3 separate regions of the Homo sapiens genome follow, and all the other regions are linked to region 2. A link is a loop called in an ENCODE intact Hi-C map of the cell type or tissue named here. Cell type or tissue: endothelial cell of umbilical vein. All regions are shown on one strand.

Region 1 (8,000 bases), 300 kb before region 2:
TTACATCCTATTTACAAATAGGAAATTGAATAGTGGAGACAAGCAACTTTGATAAAGTCATACAACTACTCCGTGGTGGAGTAATAATGGGTCCCAGCAGTCTGGCTTCAGAAGCAAGGCATTTAACCCCCGTGCCACATCATTAAGTATCAAGCAGAGTGTTAAAATGGACTGATATAAAAGAGAGGGACTTACCAGACAGCTACTTTAGATTTGTAGATCAAGAAAAGCCTTTCTCTGGAGGTGATATTTAAGCTGAGATCTAAAGGACACAACTATGCAAAAACTAGAATAACATAGTAGGCAAAGGGAAAAACTAATGTAAAGGACTAAAGTTGGAAAGAGCTTGGCTTGTTAGGGACCTGGTGACCAGCATGGCTGTAGCTTGATGGGAGGGTGAGAGGGTTAGAATTACAAAATGACATTGAAGAGGAAAGCATAGGCCACATTCTCTCTGGGCTTCTCATGTAAGGAAATGAAGCTTAGACTTTATTTCATTTGGGAGCCACTGGAGGGTTATAGATTGAAGGGTGCCATAATTGGATTTGCATTCCAAAAACTTTGTAACCACATTTACCTGGGCCCTTTATAAACTGACCTTAATGTACATTTCTAGATTCCTCTATTGTTTTTTTTCCTTCATACATTTTGTCTTGTAACTCCAGTATTCCAGTACCTAGTGTTGTGCTGGAAAACCAACTCTGTGGAAACAAAACCCTGTTTTGTAGCTGTAGCCAATTTCGGTGGTGTAAATACTTCCACGATAGCTCATTTCAAGCTATCAACAATTTAACAGCTAACTTGCAAAATTCCTGAATATTTAACAATCAGCTCTTGAGAGTCCATTTCAGCAGGACTCAACCCAAATATCTTGACCTTCTGAAGCTCAACAGGTCTTTACATGACATGCCTTTCAGTATCCTGTGTTTTTTGCCTGCAAAACCTAGCCATTATAGAGCTGATGGTTATAAAAACAGAATCTTTGGATTCAGATGGACATGGATTCGAACTTCAGCTTTGTAAATCAGTCATGTGATCTTAGGAAAAGGCCCTAACTCTCTAAACCTCTGTTATCCCATTTATAATATAGGAGTGGTAACAGTTCCTACTTCAGGGTGTTGTTACACAAGAATCAAATAATATTTAAGAAGCATTCAGCAGAGTACTTGAGATATTATTTTATGTACTTCATAAGAACCTTATTTTACTCATCTACTCACTTCTATTAGGAGTTGGGGAAAGCTGTGAAGTTTGTAAAGTTTACCTTTTGGTAGCCTGTCTTTCAAGAAGTAGGACTCCTGCCTGAGACAGAGATACCTCTATGATGCCTTCTGGGATCCACACAAGAATCTTTGCCTTTCGTGTGGAAAATAATTACTAAATGATAGAAGATATATTTGATATATTATATAAGATAAATTTGATATATTACATAAGGTAAATAATGGCTTAAAGTATGAGCATTTATTTTATAATAGAGTTTTTTGATGAAAGACTTTATGACTCCAGCAGTAGACATTTCTTGCCACTGGATTTTATCCTGCTATCCTGCTATAAAAAATTTTGTGATTTTTTTTTTTCTTACAAGCAACCACTTGAGCTAAGTAACTAAGTCTTAGCCTCCTCCTGTTGGTTTTTATTCACTGGAATCCTATAGACACTTCATCTTAATGTTTAGTTGTATTACCATGAAAAAATAGCTTCATTCGTTGACAACTAAAGGTGTTGGTTCTCATGACAGCTTTATTCTATCTTTGTGACCTTGTTTAACTTCCAAACTCTCTGAGACTTCCCACATTGGAATGAATTCAGAGTCTATATCTGCTCTAAAATTCAATGGTTATATATTTTAAAATATTTATAAACCCCGAAAACACCTCCAAAGCCAACAGGAAAAAATACATTTGGCACTATTCTTGTGAGATTACTATAAACTGAGGCCTCTACAGCAAATCAAAGGAGAGTATTGAGGCAATTGTATGAATAATTAAAAAGCAAATTAAAATAAAGCAAAACAAGAGCTTGCATTTCTAAAGGTATCAGAATTCATGTAATTTATAGTCTTCTTTAGAAATCACTAGAACTACAGTGTGTTCTGTACTCATGTTTAGGAAATCATCAAAGTGGCATTTTCCTTTAAATTCAGGTTTTTAGGGGAGATCCTATATCAAAATCTTGCTTACAGAAATAGGACAATATCAAGTCAAATGTGTATAAAAGCAATCCAGGTCTACTTGTTAATTTACTAGTCAAATTTTGAAAGATATTTAAGAATACTAGAAATAAATCCATCAGATCAGATGACTGTATTCTATCATTCCTTTAAATGTATTCTGCCCTTGGCCAGGTATGGTGACTCATGCCTGTAATCCTAGTACTTTGGGAGGCTGAGGCAGGAGGATCACTTGAGGACAAGAATTCAAGACCAGCCTGGACAACAAAGTAAGACCCTGTCTCTACAAAAATTTAAAAAATAAAATAAATAAACTGTTAAAAATGTATTGTATTCTAATCAGTGTATTTATGAATCTAAAACCTCATACAAGTGCCTGCCTTAAAGTATGCATCCAATGTACCCCAATATTTTTAACTCAAAGATTGACATTGCAATGTTCTAAATTATCTCTATATATTGCCAACACATTTAGTTAGAGAAGCTGTAAGTTAGTTCCTGAAAGGGAATATGCAGGGTATAATGTTCCCTGTGCAGTGTAACCAATAGGCCAGTGGTATTTGAACTGCTATAGTGGTTTTATATCTCTCTTCAGCAAAGCAGGGCTTGAATCCAGAAAGAGATTGCAGCTTACTATTAAGTATTTTATACCAGCTGGTGAAATATCCATGACCAGGATCAAAGGAATTTTATACTTGCATATATTTCAGATGGCAATAAGTAATAAGCCCCCAACATTGCTTGTTATCTCCAATTGCTAACCCAGAAATAAATTATAAAATATATTTTCTGGCATGTTTCACAGCTCTGGCGATTAGCAAATCTGCATTATGGAACATGTGCAATTTAAATTATCAATCACATTTTTCTTTATTGGGCCTTGCACATCTATGATTAGTTCAAGAATAAGAACCATCAAAATTGAAAGAGAATTTTAAAATGTATAGAGTTTAAAATCCTGCATATTGAAAAGTACATGCCCATAAAGCAGGGACAAATGATTTAATAAATCCCCCATCCATATTTTTTCACTTGCATTATTTCCCTTATTCTGTAATTCCTAAAAGATGAAAATTATCTTTTAGATTCTCTGAAACTTGCAACATCTCCCAGGACAGCATCTTCACAGTCCCAGCTGACTCTTATATGTTGATTTTAGAGTTAGTTCATTAATTAAGCACTAGTCTCATCTGAAGTGCACAGCAATTAGGATGCCAAGGACCGCTTTATGGAGATGCAAGTGCATGAGTACATCTGTAACATATTCTTGTCTGGATTCCTGAAAAGTCTAGAATCTTCTTTAAAAAGAAAAACATTTTTTTTCTCACATTGTTGCCTTGATGCTCTATTGATCAACCAAGACAATTAAATGATTCATGTTGCTGGAAAAAAACTCTGCTAAATATGGCTGGCTGCTTTTCTATCCAGAAAAGTCCACAGAGGCCATGAAAGGCTGCTCTGATATATCCAGGCACTTTTCCACGAGAGGGTGAGAAAACTCCACCCATCTCATAGAAATGCTTAACTTGGCCTTGGGGTGGCACTGGACCCCAGATGGATTTAGCAATGAGACCAGAATAGCCACCACAAGCCTTTGAACAGGCCCCAGCTGTACCTGTTGCCACGGGTGAACCGGAAAACCCACATGACTGAGGTCTTCCGGTGGTTTGACATGCTCTCCTCAGGCTTTACTGGAGAGGTGTGACTCAGCTGTGAGCCACGGCCAGGCCTTCCTCAATCCTAAGGGAAGAATCAAAGAGAGAGAACTGAATGTTTGCTAACGCAACTGCCATCTGCCACCGTTAAGTCTTATGGTGACAGAGTGCACGTTAATGCCAGATAGACTGAGAACACACACCATCTGTTCATTGCCCTGAAATAAAATTAACTAGGTCATCTGGATTTGGAAGCCTATCTGGAATTGTTGACATCTATTCCCAACCTTGAGGATGGAAACTTTTCCCCTTCTTACATCATTCAAATTACCCAGATAAATATTTTCACTCTAATCCTCCTAGCGGAGAAAGTAAATAGATAATATATTGATAACAATTTACGTGTTACCAACGAATAAAGGATTTTCTAGCCCCTACATTATTATATTTGTAAGCAATTAATATTAAAAATTGCTATCCAACTGAATCCTTTCTACAAGGAAAAATGTATAATAAATTTAATTTCAAGAAGAATGTGCAAACTCTGCGTGGCCTTCAGTCTTTGTTGACGAGCTAACGAGATGCAAATTTCTTGGCTTCCAGGCATTCAGACTAAAAAGGAGAAGTAAAGAGCTATGAAACATTTTGCTGCTGTTTACTAAAAGATGATAGGACTGTGGCAACTAAATCTTGGAAATGACTGAAGGAGTGGTAAAAATATTTTTTTCTTCAAAAGAGTGGTGCAAAAAAGCTCTAATTCCATTTCTGCACAGAAAAACCTGCCTCTGATCTCCCTACTCAGTATCTCACCTTCCAATCAACCCCTCTTATTCTGTTCTCATATTTTTCAGTCTAGTATTGGTCCCGGTCAGTACTGGTGTAGTAGTGAATTTCAGATGGAAAGACGATACAGGAAAGAAAATAGAATAAATTATTACTTTTAGTTCTTTATGTTAGCACTTAACGGAAATACAGCTTTCTTAAAGAATGCTCTTTGAAAGTTTCTATTTCCAAGAGTCAATCTAAATTAAATTACAAGAGAAGTTACTGCTTTTAAGAGTTATGGGTATCAATAACAGGAAATAACACAGTTCATTTAGACAAACTATAATGTGCTGGCTTGAAATAAATCTAGTGAAGCTATCCTTAGGTCCCAAGAGAGTCAAGTTTTAAAATGACCTTCCCTGAGCTGGATTATTGACTAACCTCTGTTACTGGCAATATCTGGGAGCAGAAATTTCTCTAGCCTCTGCTTATGCCTTAAATTTTTAGTAATTTGAAGAGAATATGTCCTCAGCCAATTCCTAAATTCATAATGAGTGATTATATGTTTACCATTAAATTTAAAGTTTTGAAAAAGCAAGGAGATATACAGTGTAATGCCTTGTGTTTATATCTAGTTAGATAAATAAGATATAAAAACTATGCATAAAAATATGACAAAAATACCAAATTATGTGAAATGTGCCAAAGAAAAGGCACCCTGACTCTGCAATCTAAAGTAGGCCCCCAATATTCTTTCACAGGGTACCTTATATTTCCCCTTCATAGCTTCAACCACTGTCTATATAGTATTTATTTCTAGTTTCTCTGAATATATGTGTCCCTACCTCACACTCATTCCTAGCTTCTTGAGGATAGGTACTATATAGGATTGTATTCATTGCTTAATTCTATTGCCTTAAACAGTGGCTGAAATATGGTGAGTGTTCTATATTTGGTGAAACAATTTTTGAAATACACCATATTCATGGTCTAGTGGGATATAATAAAACTTAAACAGATTATAGTAACTTCCCCTCCTTCACTGACTTATTTATTTATTCAACAAGTTTGTTGAGCAGATGCTATGTCAATCTTGCCTTTAGTGATATAGATATATATTATGAATAAAATGCATAAAACTACTTGCCACGTGGATCTCACAGTGGAGAAGATCATTATTAATCAGACTCTAAAAGTACATAATTATAGGTAAACATATAATTTGTAAAATGTAATGGTATTAAGGACTAAAATAATAACGGAGATTTGACATACTCTTAGGGATTAGGGAATGGAGAAGGAATACATGCATGTAAATAAGCAAGGAAATTATGATTTTTAGGAATAAGAGACCAACTGAGAAGAAACAACATGTGTTTCATCCAAGTTTCACAGAGAAGTAGAGCTGGTTTTGGGTGTTAATTCCTCTTGTCCTTCACAGCACAATTATGTACAAGCACAGAGGCATTTAATGGTGCTTGAAGTTAATAGGCGAACAGTTGAATGTTGTAATTCTCAAGATGTATCGTTTTCAAATAACTTGAGCATTAGGTCTTTCAATTTTTAAATTTTACTTTTTAAAATTTGTTATTTTTCTAATTAAATATATTTACATTATGTCATGTTCATTTTTGCAACCATTCAATATAGCATAGATTATACTTTGGATGCTTAAGAAGAATCAAGAGTCAAAATTTCTTTAAGAAATTAATTTTATATCTCTTTTTAAAACTGCAGAAATAAAAGCAACCACAAAATAGACTGCAGGAAGGAAAGTAAAATTAACAGAATCATATTGTTTCTAAATAAACTACTGTTAAAGATTTTTCCAGAAGAGAATCTCACTCTTTAAAAAAATTATCATGTAGAGATAATGGTAGAATTTTATTCCATGAATGATATGTTTATTTATTACATATTCATTAAATATTTAGTAGAGGGGATTAAATTGGGAAATATTTCCATTTAAAAGCTACTTATTTATAGAGTTACTATTATTGTTTCAAAAGGCAGCATGTCAAAAATTACAGCAAAAAAAAAAATGAGTATGTTTATTTGGAAGCCAGAACCACACACTATCAAAGCCAATAAAATTGGGCAATGACCACAAACTCAGTTTCAAAGCTGAGATTCTGAGTGCTTGGGTTGTGGCAGTTATGATTTCCTGAATAAGACTTTGTGCTGGGTCCAGAATTCACTCTCTCTGACCTTCAGCCAAGAAAGGAAGTAGCGTGGGTGACCACGTTCAACACTTGCTCTGGGGATTTCTTTCTAGCCAAAGCTAAAAGGAGGCTATAACTGGGTAGCCAGGCCTGTCCTTAGCACATTCTGTATTTAGATGGCTTACTTAAACCCATTAGCAGCAATATGACCCTGCCCTATGCCCCTACAGACTTCCGAAAAGAAAAAAAAAAATAACATTGGGGCAGGGTGTTGGCTATGGAGCCAACACAAAGAGGGATGAAGAGGGGAAGAGAGAGAGGAAGGAAGAGAGGCCTTATTTATGTCTATGGGATTAGGAATCAAATAGACCAGAATTAAAACTCCAGCTCTTCTGTTTACTAGTGGTTTACTTCTAGTTAAATTGCATGCCCAGTCTGAACTTCAAGTTTTTAGTTGCGGAAAGTGTATACAGCAGTCACTACTTTAGAAAGTGGTTTTCAGTACCTGGCAGAGAGGAAACACTCAATAAATCGTCGTTTTTGTTAATGCTGTTATTATTGCTTTTGTTATGTCATCTACAGTAGGGGGAACAGGGATAAAATGCTGTTTCTCGGGAGGCTTCAAACATGCCATTGTGTGTTTGTGTGTGTGCCGCCTCTAAACCACCAGTATTCACCTCAATCAACCCTCCCCAATTTTAATTTGGATCCTTCAGGTAAAAAGCAAAGGAGCTATTCAGCACAGGAAAGGTTGAGCAATCTGCCCTAGGACTAATCTTCCCAACAGGCACTCCCATAGATGAACTGTTTCCCATCAGATAGTTGCCAGGCATGCCCCGAACGTTTTTATTTCTTAAAGTAATTTGAGTAGGTTCCTCGGGGGAGACACATTTTTAAAAAACCTTTTTTAACTAAGGCAATCCTTGCTCTCGAGCTAGTTTTAATACACCTTTGTAAAGAGCTCTTAAAAGCTCTAACCAGTTCATCAGAACGAAGATAAGTGCAGCTTAAACACATCATACCAAATAAATAAATAAAAGTAACATAAACAGAGAAAAAAAACAAGTTCTTAACAGTGCAACTTGAAAATTAATTATAGCACAACATAGAAAATAAAAATAACCTGGATACACAATTTCCTTCCAAAATAAAATTTTGCATATTGGACACAAAGTCACATGCTTCTGAGAATTGGGGGAGTTTTATTATTTCCTATGAAATTGACAAGATACAACAAGATATTTG
Region 2 (8,000 bases):
CAGATAAAGATATATTTTTAAAGGTTTATTTACAATTGAGTAGATGTTTGTCCCTGATTGAAGGATGAGGAAAGGGTTTCTGTACATAACAAACATAATGTTATTCCTTTTCTTTATTTTTTAATGAATGAAACAGCCTCAGAATTATACTTTGGCTATCAAATATATTCTAACATTTATTCTATAGCAGTTGGACAGTTAAATGAGCATACAAAAGTACCAGAATGTTACCAAAAATGTTCCTCTTATCAACTCCTCCATAAACTATCATCATCAACTGGTAATCATATTATTTTCTAATTATTAAACTTGTACAGTAATCAAAGGACCCCTTTGGGTATTTACATGCTCTATCTTTATTCCTCTTTCTTTTATAATCTTCTTTCTATCTCTAGCCCTCCGTGAAGCACTTTATCAGATAATAAGAAAATCACTCTCCCACATAAAATAATTATTTTTAAAAACTATGGCAAAGTTAATGATCCTTATTTGCTCTGTCAGATCCCTTACACTAGAACTATATTTTGTCTGTTTTGCACAGTACTTTTGCCAAGCACACAGGGGAGTTGAAGAGACAGTAGTTGATGGTAATTATCATGCACCCTTTGTTTGTTCACAAGGGACATTTGCTGAAGATTAAAAATAAATTCACAACTAATTGACTGTCAGCCATAAGCTATACTGCTGGGACTTCCAAACTACCAACTGAAAAGAAAACAACTGAGCAAATCTTGCCAAGGCCCAACTCAAAGATTAAAAACAGCCTCCCTATTTAACTTGCCTACAGCACAACTCATCAGATGAAAGGTAACTTCAGTAGTTCTGCAATTCCCTTCCCCAAAGAGCCCACTTTGGGAAATAAACCTTTAATTACAAATGCTATACGGCCGGGCGCGGTGGCTCACGCCTGTAATCCCAGCACTTTGGGAGGCCGAGGCGGGCGGATCACGAGGTCAGGAGATCGAGACCATCCCGGCTAAAAACGGTGAAACCCCGTCTCTACTAAAAATACAAAAAATTAGCCGGGCGTAGTGGCGGGCGCCTGTAGTCCCAGCTACTTGGGAGGCTGAGGCAGGAGAATGGCGTGAACCCGGGAGGTGGAGCTTGCAATGACCCGAGATCCCGCCACTGCACTCCAGCCTGGGCAACAGAGCGAGACTCCGTCTCAAAAAAAAAAAAAAAAAAAAAAAAAAAAATGCTATAACTGGGCCTGCTAAGCTGCCCCTTTCAAGCCACCAATGAGCAGTTATCTACTGAGCACTACCTATTTGCCTGGTACTTGTAGACTCTGAGAATACAATGATAAATAAGATATTCACAACTCTTTCCTCTGTGGTATTCAACCCCAGCAAGGAAGGAGTATAGTTAGAAACTTTACTTAGTGAAAGAAAGATGAGGAAGACAGTAATGACGCATTCCAATGGCAAACACACCTCTACTTCTTAGTTTTATTTCTTTGTCACACCTACCTCAAGTTGAAGGCAGCAATCTTTATAGTTCTATACCTCATGCATGAAAGACAATCCAGGAAACCTTAAAAATTGTCTGTCCCAATGAACCATGACCCACAATGGTATAAGAACATCGACAAAATATGAACAACAATGGTAAAATATAATCAACTCACTAATGAGTCATGTGCATGATCCGGAGGCACAGGTAAGACAAGACTGGTTTATTTAAGGGCTTAGTTCTCCTTTGGAAATGGAGCTAATCTTGTCAGAATAGCAGTTGAGCTATTCCTCTCTCCTTTCCCTATCCATCTTTCCCCCTCCCAGATCTTCTCTCTTTTTTTTCCCCCTTTGGCTTCCTATCTGCATCTACCTTCTTTCTTTCACAAAGCCTGACTCCATAGATGATGGTTGTATGATAGGCATTGTTAATGTCCACCAATTTCTAATTATTTACTTTTGGTTAGAAAGGAGATTACATTTCCATGTTCCCTTGAAGTTAGATGCTGCCATGTGACTCATTTTGCCCAAAGGCATGTGAATGACACTCTGGACTAAGGCTTCTATGGCTTGTGTTTGACTTGCCAGCTCTTTCTCATCCCCTGCTGGGGTGAACCCTGAAGCCTGACGTCATTAGATGGCAGTGTCATAAAATGACAGAGTCTCCTTCAGCCTTACTCCGTATGTGACAGTGATAAGCAAAGCTCTCCCTGACACCATGAATGAGAAATAACCTGAAATTTTAGAGTTGTTATCACAGGATAACCTACACTATTCTGACACAAGTAAAAGAAGAAAGATACTAACCAGCACATGCAGTCATAAGGATGTTGGCAACAGGATTCATTTAGCACACATTTACTGAATTGGCATGTAAGTGAAAGAATCCAACATGAGAAAATAGAGAAAAGATAAAGTTGTTGCCCTCAAAGAGAGGGCAAAAAAAGAAAAAAAATTGACAAATGTAAAAACAATTATGGTAGAATTTTACATATATATTTTTTAAATCAGTCAAATATGGTAAGGAAAAGTTTGGGAAATCTTTGTCTAAAGAGCGTGCAGCTGGAAGCTAGGAGTCCAGTCCTGCCATGTTTTTGTAAGTCATTACCATTGTTATCATCATCAACCTATTTATTATTACAGAGCATGTGTGACTTCAGGCAAGACACTAAACTCTTTTTTTGCATCTTTAAAGTAGAGGGAAAATACTATTTCTCTTTTTTAGATTACTGAAATGTGATTAATACCCAAGAGGATAGAATGTCTATGTACTCTGAATTCTTAAGACAAAACAACATCTCAGGCAGAGTGTTTAGTGAAAAGCCCCTGGCTGAGGTTTCAATACTTGTGTACAATTGAGCAAAAGTCAGAAAGCCTTGGTCTTTTTATATCTCAGCCAAAGGTGTCTACTGAGCTTTCACTGTGTGCCAGCTACCATGCCAGGCTCTAGAGATGGGCCAGTGAACAAGGCATTGTGCTTGTCTCACTCTAAAAACTGGCAGAGAACATGAACATTAAACTTTAAGTATTATGATCATTAATTGCATAATTACAAACGTTCTAAGAGCTCCACAGGATTCCACTGGACCATTTGACTGAGAGACCTAAGTGGCTTATCAGGGATGGCTGATAAACTGAGTTTGGAAGAATCTGTAAAATTAGTATCACAATGTACTTTTAAGGTGGCTATAATGGTTTTTAAAACTAAATGTAAAATTTTGGCAAATAGTTGGTTCTCAATAGATGTTAGTTATTGAACAGTGTCATAGAAATCTGTGCATATGTAATCAAAGGCAAAGTTCTAAAAGGAAAGAAAAAGGCCGCAGCTTTTACCACATATTAATCCATATGCTACTGCTATCATTATCACAATCAATATTAACACATCGCACTGAGCTGTTTCATAATTGTATTTCTATGTTTCCCCTGACAACTCTTAATTCAACCGCTAGGGAAGCCCCTGTCTTCCTGTCTGCCTTGTTTTGGTTTTGTTTCATGTACCTTTCCTGGCAACGGGGTCCATTTACTTCACTGGTTACCATAGAAGCCTGCTTGTTCTGAAGGGCAGTAAGTGTTCTAGGGAAATCAGCAAACTACAGGAAGGGAAAGACTAAAAGTCTCTTGCCCAGATTATGAGTCAACCACTAAATTCAATTCACTCTATTCCAAATTTCTTCTAGGTGGGGTCCAATCTGGGATGCAAGTGGAAGCTTAAAGGTTGTATTACTTCAATATCTGTTTTCTATAAAATCATTTTTATTTTTATTTGAAAGATTGTAAACAGTTTGAATAAGTAAGTCTCTTGATTTTACCATTTTATTTTATTTGATGACTAACTTTCTTTTATTGCTTCATAAAATGAACCTCATGGAATGTTTGCTTACTTCCCATTGCATGAGGAATAAAAAGGAATTGCTTAAGTGTGTTTGACGATCATTGTAAATAGCATATAAACAGGACTGAAAATATAGACCTGCTCAATAGTGGGCATAGATACAGTGAAAGATACTGAATATTTATATTCATGAATCACAGTAAGATTTTCAAGATGGACCTATAAAAAGAAAAAAAAAAGTTATTCATCAGTGTCTAATCCGGAGCTGAAGTTTGGCCAACATGGATTTCAATTGAGTAAATCATTTCATTCATTTGTACAAAAGGGACAACTAACATATACTTTCTCAGACACATATTATTTCATTTACCCCTCCCAATAACCCTTTGAAGTAATATTGTTATTGTCATTTTTGAATGAGGAAATTAAAATTAAAATCACAGAGAGAGAGACAGTAAGTGCTTTTTAAAAGGGCCCTTAGTCCCTCAAGAACAGAAAAATAGGAATTTTATTATTTCAGTTGTTTATGAAGTAAACTAAAATGTATATAGTTCCTAGCAACTTAGCAAAAGTATGATTTTTTAAAACATAAAGAAGAGGACAACTGTGCCATTCATTGCACCACAAAAGCAAAGTTATGTAGAGACAAGAGTACAAAAACAAGGGCCTTTGCTCTGTTGTTTGTTGAAAAGGAAGTGTCATTATATTGGTAAAAACAGCCCTGTCCTTTCATTCAATGGAAAGAAATCAGAAATCCAACCTGGAACAGGCTTGGGCTCAGTGGAAAAATCATGTCCCAGTGCAAAAGTAATGGCTGTTGTAGATTAATAACCATTTACAGCTTTTTATCTTGGTTAAACTGCTATCTTCCAGACTGTAAAAGATAACCTGGGCTTGTTGCAGAGCTTTTTAAAGAAAACACTCTGCCTCTTAGGAAATCCGTCTCCCTATGCTTTGCTCAGGAGTTTGAAGTCATTCTGTCAATATCTTGGAAATAACATTTCTGAAAAGCAGATTATTAGCCCTGAGTTACATCTTCCACCAGTGGAATATTTGCCTTGCCTAAATAGCAGGTGGGGCTTAAAAGTGAGAGAATATCTCTGTAGAGAATTTCTGAGCTTTCCATTACTGAAACACAAAGATGTATTTTAGGAAATTGCAGAACTGCTGCATCCAAATCAACTCAACACTTAATAAGAAAAGCACAGAATCTATCATTATTCCTATTAGCAATGAGTATATATGAGTGGATTTCACCTTGGAGATTCTCAGAGCAAAAAATTTACAAGCTGTTCTCTATATACAACAAGACTTTGCCCACACTAATAACTGGAGACTTCATAAACTGTAAGGCACAAAACCTATCACAGTATAGCTGGGGAGATTTTAAGATCAAATATAATTATTCAACAAGCAGAATCAAAAGACTCCATGTCTATACACACTTGGTAAACAGCCAGGATGTAAACTGTCAGCCCCAGGATTCAGTGTTTCCCTGTATCTTGCATACTCTACGCAGTTTGCTCTGAATCACTGTTTAAAAAAAAAAAAAAATTCCAATGATTCATTCTCCTCTAATCTTAGTAGAAAGCATTTCCACACCAAAGTGGACTTTATTTTTTCTTCCACTCTCAGTCAGCATGGAGTGAGACAGAAGGTCAGGAGCCTGTTTGCTAATCCTTTCTCTGCCACAAATCACAAATCACCTCTAAGACCTGGAGTAAGTAACTTCTCATCTTGGCCTTCCTGCCTTCCTTCATCTGTAGAGTGTGGGGGTTGAGCAGGAGGATTTTGAAAGCCCCTTCCAACTTGAGGATTCCGTGATAATATAAAGCTGTTCCCCGGTGTCTGGCAAAACTCCTAGTTTCTGTCTCTCTTGTTTCCTGACGTACAGTTAAATTATGGGTCCCTCAACTGAATTTCAATAAAAAAGGCTCTTACCCAGGGTTAATTGCAAGTTTTGAAAGGGGGAAGGGAAGAGCCCACATGAAGAGTTGCTGAGAGCCCAGCAATTGCTACCAGGACTAGAATCAGCATATCTGTTTTGCCAAAATTCTTCTCTGAGGTCACAAAGCCCAATCCTCTTAATAAAAGAAGCAGGTTCAGCTAGAATTTTCCCACCCAGTCTAACAATGATGGAATTTCAAGACATTGTTCAGTTGCTGTCATAGGAAATTGAAGTTTTTAGATCGAAGCTGGTATTACTAGTATCTCTTGTTGAGAGGCAAACCAGAAACAATAAACTTTTATCCAGAAAAGAAAAAGTGTTTATTTAAACCCAGAAGTATCTATTGCTGTATCTCAATATGCCCAGCCGCAGGGCCACAGTAAGAGGTTCATAGCTGAGCCCTTCCTGCTCTGCCCACATCATACCAAACATGTTAATACATACATACATACCCAATCTCATCCTAAACATAACATTTTTCTTTATGCTGCAAAAGGATTTTTATAATTTTGTTTTTGAAACTTTCATTTTGCAGTGTATTTCTATTTTGTAGCCTATAATTTTTTCCAGTTTTCAAATATTTTCATCAGCTTTTAAAAAGTTTCACGTCTATAGTGCCCAATAAATTAAAATCTCCCTGATTAACCTTACGTTCAACATTCTTCTGAAAATACACCAGACCATCAGAACTGGCCACATAGTAAAAGTCACAATCAAAGAAGCCTCTTCCAGATACCGCACAAGGCAGCTACATTCCCTGAAGCCAAACTATATTCTGGAGACTTCAACGTCAAGTAGGCTGGGTTCCAATTTGACACCAGGATCCTTAACATCTGGGAAGACCAAATTTGGGAAAAGAAACAAAAGTAATAAGTTTCCCTTCAGAATATAAGTTTGAGAACCATTCAAATATGGACTTCATACCCTTCTAGAAGCTGATTCTTCCTATCTCATTATACATTGACCTTTGAAATGGAGCTTTGCCCTGTATACTGTAGCTGTATTGAATGGTGCTTCAAGTTCCTGGGATGGGAGTTTTCAGGCAAAGCAACCTGGCACCAGGGAAGGCGGGGATTGTAAACCAGAAACTGTACTGTACTTGGTATTGGAAAAATAATCAGTCTGCCAGAACAGACATCTTCTGTATTCCGACACCTAGTATCTAATCTAGAAAACATTCTGATTGTTCTCACTCATTTTTTTCCATGACAAAACCGTTGCCTCAAGAGGGGGAAAAAAATCCCTGATAATCTTGATTACATTAAGGGGTCAAAGATCCATTTAGGACAGCTATTCTTATCCAGCGTCATTTTCAACATCAATAACATATTTCAATAAGGCTCTCTTTGAGTGTTTCAAAGCAAAATCACCTTGAGCCTTCATGCAATGGACTAAGTCAATAAAGTCCATTGAAAATTGAGATGGAAAACCTGTTTAAGAATGTGCAGTTTAGAATCACATGTGTGAGAAATTTCTTCTTAATATGTCCTGGCCCCGTGATTAATGCTACATTTTTCCCAGATCTTTCATGGCTGAGTCTTGGTTAGCACCCAAAAATGTACTATCATGCTTAGAGACCTACCCGGAGTAAGTGGGTATTCTACCCCTAACCCAAAACCAGTACACATGCCTGACAGAGGAATAGAATATGTGAAATTCACACTTTCCTGGAATATCCAAAACATATGATCTCCATGCCAGAGAAGAATCCTCTATGAAATGATATTTAGGGGACAAATGGTAAAATGCTTTCCACAGCCACATTCAGTTTCTACTGATAAATCTGCCTTCTTTTATCCAGGATGGAGGGAAATGGCAGAGAGGGGTGAGGGTACTGGGAACCAGCATTGTCAGCCTACACAACTCTTCTCTTCCAAGGAAAGAACAGCACAAACTGCAAAGAAAGGAGAGAGACTTGCGGACAAACTAATTTCAGTTTTTCACGTCTACTCACTCTTGAAATGAAAATCATAGCACATCGATCCAGTTCTGTATTTCAGAAATGTGCTGCCTGGCCTTTTCCTGAGTTGTCTATTATTCCATTAGACAAAATGATAGAAATTTCTATAATTTAAAAGTGACTGGCCCAACCTACCTTTTTTATGGTGATGGGTTTTTTTAATTCAATTGGAAGTAGTACCAGGTAAAATAGAAGCTCTTATCCCTGATTTAATAGCAAATGGATAGTAGTCTGCATATTTGTTTGGTAAGTTATTTTTTAAATATTTACACTCATACAGTCTTATGTGGGTATCACTGACTATGT
Region 3 (8,000 bases), 990 kb before region 2:
GGTGACAGAGGTTGGAAACCACATAGTCTGTTTCCTTATATCATTAAGTCCACTCTGAAATGGATGGGAGTGTGATGAAATCTTAGATTCAGTTCAGATTATTCAAGGACATAACTTTGAGTCAATAGCCAAAGCCAAACTTTTGCAGTCATACCGCATATTGTAATGCTGTCCTGGAAAAAGTGCTGAGTCTCAGTAATTGATGTCCAAAAGTTCTGTGATAAATTATTTATGTGATGAGACATTTTAAAGAGAGTAAAGAAGCAGAGTGCAAAACTGTGCTAGAATATTCACATCATTAAAACTGTTCCCTGGCCCCTTTTCCCTTTCTTCTAAGGTGAAAGTATAAAGTTCACTCTGATTGCAGAATTCTTAATTCTCTAAATTAGGAATCAGCCTTTACTAATGGAAGTAGGTAGAAATGGAAAACTGCTAGCTACTGGCAGGAGAAGAGCCCAAGAGCTGCTATGTGGCAGTCACAATTAGGAAAAAAATAAAATACAGTATAAAAGCAAAGTAATAGCACTATCTGGAGGTCTGTTGAAAGAAAATGGATATAATGAAGAATGAAAGTTAAAGGTTGAAAAGATTTGCCATGAAAGTATCACATTTCAGGGCAGGCAAAAATCTAAATAAACAATATGGATTAGATTTAGTGAGAAATAAGAACTCGTCTAAGAACACTATTATAGGTAAGATATTATAACTCCTATTTCACTAAAAGTACCATCAGATTCAGCTAGAAGTAAAGGAAAAGACAGAGAGTTTAAATGTTGGTGTACCTTAAAACATATTCACCTTGCAAAGTGAAGATAATTAGTGCTTCTTGAATTTAGCGTAGCTAAGGAATGTTACAGATGGATTGCCAAATAATTTAAATGATTTTAATAAGCAGGGATAAAATATCAAGTTTACTTATCCAGGTATATAAATTCATCTTAGTTCATCAAAGAATCTTTTCTATTCCATGATCAAATATACTACTGATTTCTAAAATTTTATATCTATATATAGAGAGATATACACACAATATGTATATATATACACAAAATAAATAATTACATACATATAATTTCATATGACATAACAGTTTCCTTTGGTGTACCTCTAGCTCTTGATTATCTATCAAGATGATTATGGCAGGGATAATCTCAAAAGGGATAGAATAATTCATATTTACCTTTACCTTACAAAGATTAACTATGCCTTCTACAGTAGACTCATTTTTTTTGTGAGAGGGTTATAGATTCTATAAGCATATACTTAACGCAGGGGACAGGCCTAATTTGAGGGGCTATTTATTCATTCATTTACCCATTGTGTCGCATGTTCCTTCTAAATGCCAGGCATTCTTCTAAATGCTATTGATACATCTAGGAGTTATATTCAAATTGTTTAACCACTGGTTCTACGGGCACCAAGTAATCAGAACAGACACTGCTCAAATAGCACCTCAGGAATAATTGTATATAAAAATACTCACTGTTACCAAGAGGTTTTCCACTTAATGGGGAAGACTGAGTTAACAGGCAGTCACTAGACAGTTTGACAACTGTTCTAATAATTGTAAACACAGCATACATAAAACTTTTTCAAATAATCCCTTAAGTTTTTCCCTATTAGACTCTTGCCTACTTTATAATCTTGATGCATTAAAATTTATGATCCAAAAGTATCTAATTAACCAAAAATTATCTTCAGAGCATGTGATTTAATTTAAAATTATACTTTGACTTTTTAGAAAGTTGATTTTGAAATTAGTAGCTTGTTTTTATAAAACAAAACATAAATTTTTCATGGCTGCTAAAGTATCCATTTCAACTTAAAGATATGTTGCATTCTTTCAAGTTCCCATATCTGCAACATAGCATGTAAAGATTATAACGTGGATCATATTTTATGTTAAATGTGCTTACAGAAAATGCAGTGATTCTCTAAGACATTTATCAAAAACATCAGAAATTCAAGTACAGTAAAATAACCCATTTTTACTTGAATGAACCAACTAAATTATTTCCCACTTTACTTGCCCTCATTTGGAGATCTTGTTATAAATTCTCAGAAACAAATAAATGAGTTTAAGGAGAAACATCTTTGTTAATTTCTGAGGCTTAATTGAGATAGAAATTCTTTTACATGTAAGAATCTTAACAATTGTACTAATTAAAACTATTATTTTTAATTGTAAAAATTGTCAAAAATATAAGTTTTATACTCATAATCAGATGGATATCTATTTTGTAAAAAATTCTATATTCAAAAATCTCTCTGGATATGGAGAAAGTCATTAAAATCAAGCCCTAATGAATAAACAAAAGCTACATGCAGTTCTGTGTTAGAAATAACAATAAAATTGTGCACAAGCACACTTTCTAGGTCTACAGGGTAGTCTATTTTTCCTAGGTGGCCCACCACATTTGCTGAAATATGACACAGTTTTGCATATTTTTTTCCTTAAATACATACGCCATTAGATATTACGCAGCATATGTGGTGCATTGCAGATGTTGCATTAACTCTTGTTAATTTCCCCTAGGTGGCGATCTTTTCAAAGAAGCTGTACAGGCTCTTCCATGTAAGAAAATTGAGTTAATATAAATGTATATATACCCCACTCTAGCTATTAATAATACTACCTTCATCTACACAGAAGGGAAATACAATTTTTTGGTGGGGACACAATATAAATTTAAAGCCTCTTCTCAAAAACCTTACAAAACTGGATATATAGATATTATCTACTTTAAGAACTTAAATGTCTGTTGGAGAAAAGATATTTCAAAAATGTTAGTTCTGGGATATTGGTTAATTATGGATGTAGCATGATAAATCATACTAAAATTTTAGTTTCTGGACTCATTGCTTACAGCTTTTTTTCCTAAAACTCCAACATTGTTGTTTAATGAAATAACAATGGGTTTCATCCACCTCTTTAGAGTTATAATTGTTGTTGCTGTTTTTCATGCTGTTCATAGCTGCTCTTTTGTGACAGCTCCTTTAGGTGGGGTACCCCACTGGTGAATGAAACAGGTGACTAGGCAAGGTTAAGCCCGCTTACATCTTAGCCCATTCCGTAATATATTGAAAGACAGGAGGAGACATTAAAATAGAAAAACAGACTACTTAGATGTAGATAAATGATATGGAGCAGAAAATATTCTAAAATTCAGAAGAAAAAGACCTTTCTTCCTATTCAAGGAGTCTACTTACTTCTATATTTATATAGAACATATAAACCTTCTGAGACACTCACCTATACACACTTGACATTTGTATATATAAACTTAGCCTTCCTCTGCTTTGGAACATCACCTCTTGCTTTTGCTTCATTTGTTATTTTAAATTTTCCCTTGCTCCACCCTAAGGCTTTAACTGTCAAGAGATGTGAGGCTGGCAGTGATGACGCATGACTGCAGCTTCCTTCTCCTAAATGCAGCCACAGAGCAATCAAAGCATCCCATAAGCCTTCAAAAAAAAAAAAGGGTATAGAATTAAAATAACGATATTTGCTATTTGCAAAGAAACTTTATATTAATTATGTACTTTGACATTTGCAACAGCCCTGAGCAGTCAAAAAGCAGGAATCATCATCATCCCCATTTTACAGATAAACCTGAGAAGAATTAAGGTCTTTCATTAGAGTTAAAAAGTTGGCCACTGGAAACCCAAGACTCAAAGAATTTTCTGATTCCTTTGTAAGTTCACTAATGTTTTGGCTGTAACCAGCTCTTCACAATTAGACTCATACTATGTCTCCACTGCCTTCCCTTGGCTTCGTCCTGCTCACAAATAACATGAGTTTACTCCTGTATTCACTATGAGGAGTGGTTTCAAATTTGAAGTGAAGTGTCTAAATAGCCCCTGGGAAAGGATTTATTGAAGCAACTTATAAGAACCTCTCAACTCTATGTTTGGTACCCTGAGCAGAGGCCATGGGCAATAGAATTAAGCACTGGAGTTCAGTGTACTTACTAAAATTTTGGCCAGAGTTCCATTTGGATCTTTGACAGACTAACTTCCTGTATCTTGCAAACTTACCCTTGGCCACTTTTCAAAATGTTAAGTTCATCAGCTCCATTATCTCAATGTATGAATCCATCCTCCCATAAAGTCTTGTTGATGTTCCTTTTTCCCAACTCTTCACCATTGCCTGCCTTCTCTACTCTTTCCACTGTGACCTTTGGAAACCTCCAATCAGAACCAGCTGCAAAATTTGTGGAGCCCAGCGCAAAATGTCAATGCAAGCCTCTTTGTACAAAAAGTAGGCCAAAAAAAAAAAAAAAAAATTCACTTTCCTCCTGTGATTTATCTCTAAACCAGTTATGTGGCATTTTTGTTCTTTTGTTTTGTTATTTAATCTCATGCTCTTTGGGGCATGGAAATACATGCGAGGCAAGTGCAAACCCTCACAGGTACCTGGGTCCTGCCCACAACTCAAACTGTGGGGCTCATACACCTGATCTTGTCCCTTCCCAGACCCATGCTTAGGCCTCCACCATGGGTAGCAGTGGTCACTGGGCAGGTGAGGGGGAGCAGATAGCTGTGATTCTGTCCTGAGAAGGTGAGGAGGTGGGAAAGCAGTGGAAAGGCAGTACCACAGGTGAGCCAAGATTCCAAGCTCTGGCACATCCACTAATATTCCATCAGATTCCATTTACAGAACACAAATTCCAAGATAATCTTGTTAAGAATTTCAAGATATGTCCACAGAGCATTAAGCCCCAAAAGCAGGGTCCCTTTTTTAGAGTGAGGCTCTATTTCAGGGCACTGAGAGCAGTCAAGAAATTGTGCCTGCCGCCTCCACAATAAATGGCTTTCCCCACATTCTCAACCATTTTACAGATCAGATCTCTGTCTTACTGAAATCTGGTGCTCCTCAGAGGTATTTGGTTCCTAGGAATCTGCCGGAGCGTGCATTGCTTCTTCTCTCATGCTCATGGGAACTGGAGGAAAGGGAAGCAGGAAGAATTTTCAACTTCACAATGCTGACTCACTTATAAAGCATTACTCTTTCGACCTAATGTCAACGAGGTGCATATCCTGACTTGTGGTTCCACTACACTCTACGACTTTTCATCAGTCAGCCTCCTGTATTCTATTCCCCCTTTCACTGATTATTTCTTTGCCTCTAGAGTACAATCTTCTTCTCACCCTCAAACCTTGCCATCCTCCAGCTATGTTGAAAATCCATGCAACAATCTCTGTCATGGGCCTTTGACCGCAGCCCCATTGCTCTTCAACTCCACTTTAATAACTTAATTTTGAAGTTATATCTTGCACCTTGACATAGCCAAGAGGCACTAGAACTAGGAAATCTTACATTTTAACCTCCTGTTCTTTGACAATTTTCCCCTGTTGTGTTCTCTAACCCTTTACTGTCCTAAAGACTGACACAACATTTTAGGGGAGAGAAAAAGATTATTTGGATGCAATAGAGATAGGATTTTATTTTCTCTCAAGGATTTTAAATCATCACATATCAAATGCCCAATGTCATATGTTTTGTATCTTTGTAGTAGATTTCATGTATGTTTGATAGTATTATCACATTTCCAACAATTTTATATGCATACTACTGACACACACACATGCACACACACTTTGATTCTGGAAATTTAAGGTGAAGGAGCACAGGCTTTCTTTCCACTCTCCATCCTGCTAACTCTCCAGATAAGTTAATTACAAATTTTCTTTGAAATTGAAATTGTTAAGAGTCTCAGACCCTCCAGAACTCATTTTTATTTCACTCTGCCAAATTTTTCTGGCTTCACTGTAATCAGTAATGTATACATTTCACAATCTTACTCGAATTGCTTTCTTAAAAATATATTATCTCTTGTCTTTCAAAATATCTTATCTCTTCTCTTTCCATTGAACTGGCCCAGGAAACCATAAACTCGAAGTCAATAATAATGACAAAAAATAGTACCAAACATTGCATGTTTCATGTGTTTTATCTTGGTTTTATCTGATTTAATCTTCACAGTGATCTTATGAGGTGAATGCAGTTATCCCCAATTTACATATAAGGTAATTGTGCATTAACAAATTTCAATGACTTGTTTGTGTTACTTTTGAAGTTAGGATTTGTGACTCTCAAACTTTAGTATGTGAAAATACCATCTAAGAATTTAAAAGTGATCTAGAAGTGATCATGGCAGACAGGAGGAAGGACTAGATTATAGCTCAGGACAGAGCAGCTTGTGGAAACTCACTTTATGAATTTTAGCTCCAGATCAACTGTGAGAACAAACCAGCAATCCCGAGAGGACCCACAGACCCTCTGAATGAAGCAGACTGCTCCTGCAGGACCTGTGAAACACCCCGAATATTGTGAAGGCCCCAACTGCAGAACTGCGAAAGGGAGACCCTTCTCTCCCAAACACACACCCCCACTGGAGAAGCTGAAGGTCCATTTGCAGGACAAGTTTCTGACTTTACCTGCAGCTGAGTCAATTTAGAGAGCTGAGTGAAATACAGGGGTAGAAGAAGCAGCAGAAAGGCCCTGGGAGCTTGCTGCATCCCCTAGCAGGCCATTCCTGCCTGGCACTGCAGGGATCCATAGGGAGGGTGACCAGAGGAGCAGGGGGTAAAACTCCACAGAGAGAAAGAATTCTCTAGCTGAAATTTGTAACAATTTGAACAGGGTGAGAAGCCTTCTGGCCAGAACTTGGGGGAGGGCACATATCTGGTGTGCAGACTCCACAGGCATGGGAAGAACCAAGCCCTTTTCTTTCACAGCTGGGAGGCAGGTAGCCTCAGGCAAGTTTTCAAGCCCAACTTGCTCTCCGCCTGGAAACAGACTTGGGTCCATTGTGCGGGGGCACGGTGGGAGTGAGAGAGGCCCTTTGGTTTGTGTGGGAGCTGGGTAAGGCCTGCAACTGCTGGCTTTTCCCCACTTCCTGGAAAACCTGCATGACTCAGCAGAGGCTGCCATAATCCTTCTAGGTACACAACTTCAGTGACCTGGGAATCTCACCCCCTTCCCCAACAGCAGCTGCAGCAAGAGCCACCCAAGGAAAGTCTGAGCTCAGACACACCTAGCCCTGCCCCTACCTGATGGTCCTTCCCTATCCACCTTAGTAGCAGAAGAAAAAGAGCATATAATCTCAGGAGTTATAGGGCCCCGCCCACTGCTGGTACCTCTCCACATTACTACAGCTGATGCTTTCTGGAAAGCGCCACCCCCTGGCAGGAGGCCAAGCAACACAAAAAAAGAGAATTCAACCACCAAACCTAAGAACACTCAGAGTTCATTGCACCCCACCACCACCTCCACTGGAGCAGGCACTGGTATCCACAGCTGAGAGACCCATAGATGGTTCACATCACAGAACTCTGCAGACAGCCCCCAGTACCAGCCCAGAGCCAGGATCTCTGGGTGGCTAGACCCAGAAAAGACACAACAATCACTGTAGTTTGGCTCACAGGAGGTCACATCCACAGGATAAAGGGGAGAGTACTACATCAAGGGAACACCCCATGGGACAAAAGAATCTGAACAACAGCCTTCAGCCCTAGACCTTCCCTCCAACAGAGCCTACCCAAATGAAAAGGAACCAGAAAACCAAGCCTGGTAATATGACAAAACAAAGCTTCTTGACACCCCCCAAAAATCACACTAGTTCACCAGCAATGGATCCAAACCAAGAAGAAATCCCTGATTTACCTGAAAAAGAATTCAGGAGGTTAGTTATTAAGCTCATCAGGGAAGGATGAGAGAAAGATAAAGCCCAAAGCAAGGAAATAAAAAAAAAAAATGATATAAGAAGTGAAGGGAGAGATATTCAAGGAAATAGATAGCTTAAAGAAAAAACAATTAAAAATACAGGAAACTTTGGACACACTCTTAGAAATGTGAAATGCTCTGGAAAGTCTCAGCAATAGAATTGAACAAGTAGAGGAAAGAAATTCAGAGCTCGAAGACGAAGTATTCAAATTAACCCAATCCAACAAAGACAAAGAAAAAATAATGAGAAAATATGAACAAAGTCTCCAAT

What was found. A loop is a pair of places that touch in the nucleus more often than their neighbours do. Peaks named below come from ENCODE experiments on the same cell type or tissue, not always from the same donor. Only the 100,000 strongest peaks of a DNase experiment are listed, where the experiment ranks them.
Region 1: it touches region 2 in a loop (16-fold over the local background); 3 of 110 quality-filtered maps call a loop at or near these places.
Region 3: a loop joins it to region 2, with 4 times the contacts of the local background. A loop is called at or near these places in 2 of 110 quality-filtered maps.

Annotation. Positions count from the first base shown.
Region 1 is chr12:90,249,769-90,257,768 of GRCh38, reverse strand. It overlaps LOC105369892 (a long non-coding RNA gene), which reads right to left and starts at 3,944. Exons shown (of 3, transcript XR_945183.1): 1 at 3,789-3,944; 2 at 1,265-1,377. In endothelial cell of umbilical vein, a CTCF peak has its summit at 3,731; DNase peaks (open chromatin) are centred at 3,908 and 6,798; H3K27ac peaks cover 683 bases.
Region 2 is chr12:89,945,480-89,953,479 of GRCh38, reverse strand. It overlaps LINC02399 (long intergenic non-protein coding RNA 2399), which reads right to left and starts at 5,787. Exons shown (of 3, transcript NR_135019.1): 1 at 5,728-5,787; 2 at 5,232-5,319; 3 at 3,754-4,005. The region is part of intron 6 of LOC105369890 (a long non-coding RNA gene); the gene reads right to left. In endothelial cell of umbilical vein, a CTCF peak has its summit at 3,418; DNase peaks (open chromatin) are centred at 3,479, 4,519 and 5,509; H3K27ac peaks cover 3,696 bases.
Region 3 is chr12:90,935,614-90,943,613 of GRCh38, reverse strand. LINC00615 (long intergenic non-protein coding RNA 615) reads right to left here. Exons shown (of 5, transcript NR_038868.1): 2 at 4,861-4,943; 3 at 3,254-3,465. Among named protein-coding and RNA genes, the nearest start is that of CCER1, 16 kb to the left of the region's middle. In endothelial cell of umbilical vein, a CTCF peak has its summit at 2,523 (motif pointing right); DNase peaks (open chromatin) are centred at 2,553 and 4,983; H3K27ac peaks cover 253 bases.